2 separate regions of the Homo sapiens genome follow, and region 1 is linked to region 2. A link is a loop called in an ENCODE intact Hi-C map of the cell type or tissue named here. Cell type or tissue: CD4-positive, alpha-beta T cell. All regions are shown on one strand.

Region 1 (2,500 bases), 56 kb before region 2:
CCTGGCCACCATGGCGAAACCCTGTCTCTATAAAAAATACAAAAAAATTAGCCGGACGTGGAGGTGGGTGCATATAATCCCAGCTACTCGGGAGGCTGAGGCAGGAGAATTGCTTGAACCCAGGAGGTGAAGGCTGCAGTGAGCTGAGATCGCACCATTTCACTCGAGCCTGGGTGACAGAGCAGGGTTCTGCCTCAAAATAAATTAAAAAAATAATAATAAAATAAAAATAAAACCCTAGCTAGGCGAGGTGGCTCACGCCTATAATCCCAGCACTTTGAGGTGGATGGATGGCTTGAGCCCAGGAGATGAAGACCAGCCTGGGCAACATAGAGAGACCTCATCTCTACAAAAAATGCAAAAATCAGCTGGGTTGTAGTGGGGCACACCTGTAGTCCCAGCTACCTGGGAGGCTGAGGTGGGAGGATCACCTGAGCATGAGAAGGTCAAAGCTGCAGTGAACCGTAATTGTGCCACTGCACTCCAGGCTAGATGACAAAGTGAGAACTTGTCTCCAAACAAAAACAAAAACACCTTTTTTCCATGCACCACCTTAAAATTATTTCATGTACCACTAGCAGTCGGGCAGTTTTGGGAAACACAGACTTAATCAAAAAAATGAAAAGAACTAAATTTGATTTTTTTTCTTTTTTGTTAAAGAGCTAAATTTGAAAACTGATCACACATTAGTCAGCTACATAACTAAACACTGAAGATGAAAACCTTTCTAGCACCGGTGCCTTCTTCGTAAGTATGTATGTCCTGATTTGTATCCTTAAAAATGTTACTCTTGAGGGAATTTATCAAAAGACTGCTCCTTCTAAAAACATATCAAAAGTAAAATGGAGCTGCTGGCCAGGCACATGATTACACTTGCTACTCTGTCTTCTTAAACACGAATGACAAACTTTTATCAGACTGCTGCTTTTAATGTGGCTTTCCTTCCAGTGTGGTTTTCTGGCCAGGCTCATGATAACACTTGCTACTCTGTCTTCTTAAACACGAATTACAAACTTTTATCAGACTGCTGCTTTTAATGTGGCTTTCCTTCCAGTGTGGTTTTCTGTATGAAATACGTACACATCACTCGGCCTCAAAGTGCAAGAACTGATTTTTTATCAACAGGTTTCACAAGGACATTGGGAATCAAGGCTTCTGCTGCACGCAGTGGCACTCACTTGATAAAGGCGTCCATGATGCATTTGCAAACCTCCACCCGCACACTCTCTTTTTGGAACATGTCCAGAAACGGCAGAAATTTTTCCTATAAATAAAGCAAGCACTCTATATGCAAATGACACAAGTTATTGGAAGGAAGGAATCTGTGGGTCTCTTTTTCTGTGGAGTTCAAAGAAGCAGAACAGAGGTTCATCTCTCTGAGTCGGGTCAGATGAGGACTCCTCTGAAATCAGGGAGAGGACCTGACTGGGCTTGTAAAAAGCTGTTACTGGGCCGGGCACAGTGGCTCACACCTGTAATCCCAGCACTTTGGGAGGCTGAGGCGGGTGGATCACTTGAGGCCAGGAGTTCAAGACCAGCCTGGCCAACATGGCGAAACCCTGTCTCTACTAAAAATACAAAAATAAACCAGGCATGGTGATGCATGCCTGTAGTCCCAGCTACTTGGAAGGCTGAGGCAGGAGAACTGCTTGAACTCGGGAAGGCGGAAGTTGCAGTGAACCGAGATCACTCCACTGCACTCTAGCCTGGGTGACAGAGCAAGACTCTATCTCAAAAATAAACAAACAAACAAAATAAAAAGCTGTTACTATTAAAACAACTTATATGCATTCCAGGGATTGGTGCTGGGACCAGTTAACATTTTGGTGAGCCATCCAGGCAACCTTTGATGACCACAAGCTTTTCTGGGCAAGGCAGACTTCAGTCTTTTTGTGATTATATTGATGAGCAATGGAAGAAGAGTCAGAGTAGAGCTGTTCACAGATGGCCTCGAAATTGGACCGCCTGGCTCTGAATACTAACCTCGGTGACTGTGTGGCTGTAAGCAAGTTACTCTACCTCTTCCTGCATCAGTTTTCTCATCTGTAAAGTGGGAATATGGTAGTTGCTCCCTTATCTGCGGTTTTGCTTTCCATAGTGTCAGTTATCCTCGGTTAACGGCCATCCGAAAATATTAAATAGAAAATTCTAGAAATAAGCACTTCATTCATTTTCATTTTTATTTTTATTGCATTTTATTTGTTTGAAACAGAGTTTCGCTCTGTTGTCTAGGCTCGAGTGCCCTGGTGCAATCTCGGTTCACTGCAACCTCAGCCTCCCCAGTAGCTGGGACTACAGGCATGCACCACCACACCTGGCTAATTTTTTGTATTTTTAGTAGAGACAGGGTTTTGCCATGTTGGCCAGGCTGGTCTGGAACTCCTGGTCTCAGGTGATCTGCCTGCCTTGGCCTCTGAAAGTGCTGGGTTTACAGGTGTGAGCCACTAAGCCCAGCCCCATTCATTTGAAATTGTGCATTGCTCAGAGTAGTGTAATGAAA
Region 2 (2,500 bases):
CATAACAGCCAGAGAGTGGGAACAACCCAAATGCCCATCAACTTGTTAAGATAACCACACATTAGAATACGATTCAGCAGTAAAAAGGAACGAACTACCCACATGTAATATGATGTGGATGAACCTCAAACATATTATGCTAAAGAAAATAATCCAATTAAAAAATGGACAAAAGAGCTGAAGAGACATTTCTCAAAAGATGATACACAAATTAGCCAACAAGTATGTGAAAATATGCTCAGCATCACTCATCATCAGGGGAATCATCAAATGAAAACCACATGAAAATGACTACTATCAAAAAGACAAAAATAGGCTGGGCATGGTGGTATGTGCCTATAGTCCCAGCTACTTGGGAGGCTGAGGTGGGAGGATCACTTGAGTCTGGGACTTCTAGGCTGTAATGCAGAATGATCATGCCTGTGACTAGTCACTGCACTCCAGCCTGGGCAACCTCATCTCTTAATAAAAAAAAACAAAAAGAAAGAAAAAAAATGCTGATAAGAATACAGAGAAAAGGAAACTCTTTTTTTTTTTTTTTTTGAGACAGAGTTTTGCTCTTGTTGCCCATGTTGGAGTGCAATGGTGCAATCTTGGCTCACTGCAACCTCTGCCTCCTGGGTTCAAGCGATTCTCCTGCCTCAGCTTCCCAAGTAGCTGAGATTACAGGCACCTGCCACCATGCCCAGCTAATTTTTGTATTTTCAGTAGAGATGGGGTTTTACCATGTTGGCCAGGCTGGTCTCGAACTCCTGACCTCAGGTGATCCACCTGCCTCAGCCTCCCAAAGTGCTGGGATTACAGGCGTGAGCCACCACACCCAGCCGAAAAGGGAACTCTTACACACTATGGGTGGAAATGCAAATTAGTGTAACAATTCTAGAAAACAGTATGGAAATTTCTCAAAAAACTAAAAATAGAACTACCATATGATGTAGCAATCCCACAACTAGGTTATCATCTAAAGAAAAGAAAATCAGTATATCAAAGAAATACCAGCAGTACCATGTTTACTGCAGCACTATTCACAATAGCTAAGATATGAAATCAATCTAAATGTATATAAATGGATGAATGGATAAAGAAAACATGGTACACACACAGGAATATTATTTGGCCATAAAAAAATGAAACTCTGTAATTCACAGCAACACGAATGACCCTGGAAGCCATCATGTTAAGTGAAATAGGCACAGAAAGATACATACTGCATGTCCTCACTCATATGTGGGAGCTATGAAAGTTGAGCTCATAGAAGTGGAGAGTAGAACAGCGACGACTAGAGGCTGGGAAGGGTAGGGGCAAGGGGAGAACAAAGAGGTTGGTTAACAGGTACAAAATTACAGCTACATATGAGGAATAAGTTCTAGTGTTCAATAGCACCTAGGGTGACTATAGTCCAAAATTTATTGTGTATTTTCTTTTCTTTCTGTTTTCCTTTTTTTTTTTTTGAGACAATCTCACTCTGTCACCCAGGCTGGAGTGGTGTAGTGCGATCTCGGCTCACTGCAACCTCCACCTCCCATGTTCACGCAATTCTCGTGCCTCAGCCTCCCAAGTAACTGGGATTACAGGGGTGTGCCACGAGGCCCAGCTTATTGTGTATTTTTAAATAGCTAGAGGAGAAGATTTTGAATGTTCCCAACACAAAGAAATCAGAGACGTGTGAGGTGATGAATATGCTAATTACTTGGATTTGATCATTACACACGGGATACATGTATCAAAATATCACTCTGTACCCCATAAATATGTAGAATTATTATCTATCAATTAAAAAGGCACATTACACTATGTGAGAGAAGCCAGATCCAAAAGATTATCTATTGAATAATCCCATGTATATGAAATATCCAGGAAAGGTAGATTTATAAAGGCAGAAAACAGACTTGTGGTTTTCTGGGGTTGGGTATGGCAGTGGGGTTTGATTACAGACAGGCTCGGGGGAATCTGGGGAGGTATAAAAATGTTTTAAAACTAGATTGCGTGTTAGTTGCACAACTCTATAAGTTAAGTAAAAAAAAATCAATGAATTACACACTTATAATGGGTGGACTTTATGATATGTAAAATATGCCTTAGTAAAGCAGCCACTGGGTACCCCCCCAACACACACAAAAAAACTTTACCGTATAGCAAATTAGCCTGGCTAATTTTTGTATTTTTAGTAGAGATGGGTTTCACCATGTTGGCCAGGCTGGTCTCAAACTCCTGGACTCAAGTGATCCACCCGCCTCAGCCTCCCAACATGCTGGGATTACAGATGTGAGCCACTGTGCCCAGCCTTGACTATGTCTTTTGGATAAAGAAGGCAGTCCTTAATGTATTGTTGAATCGTTACTATTAGCCAGATGTGGAGTTGATGAAACACACTTAATGATTATTTTGTTTGTGAAGACATGAATCAAATCTCCCCCAGATGTAAACCTCTTAGAAGACACAGTTCTAAACTACAATAATCTACGGAGAGATGCTGCCAATGCAAATATTGTGAAGAAGT

Evidence for each region. Hi-C counts contacts between places; a loop is a spot of excess contacts. Peaks named below come from ENCODE experiments on the same cell type or tissue, not always from the same donor. Only the 100,000 strongest peaks of a DNase experiment are listed, where the experiment ranks them.
Region 1: it touches region 2 in a loop (1.9-fold over the local background); 4 of 110 quality-filtered maps call a loop at or near these places.

Annotation. Positions count from the first base shown.
Region 1 is chr16:19,638,779-19,641,278 of GRCh38, reverse strand. It overlaps VPS35L (VPS35 endosomal protein sorting factor like), which reads right to left. Exons shown (of 31, transcript NM_020314.7): 21 at 1,179-1,264. Among named protein-coding and RNA genes, the nearest start is that of KNOP1, 78 kb to the left of the region's middle. In CD4-positive, alpha-beta T cell, no CTCF peak of the experiment used is centred here; a DNase peak (open chromatin) is centred at 1,008.
Region 2 is chr16:19,582,671-19,585,170 of GRCh38, reverse strand. All of the region lies in intron 7 of VPS35L (VPS35 endosomal protein sorting factor like), which reads right to left. Among named protein-coding and RNA genes, the nearest start is that of VPS35L, 28 kb to the right of the region's middle. In CD4-positive, alpha-beta T cell, CTCF peaks have their summits at 1,092 and 1,291; a DNase peak (open chromatin) is centred at 1,270.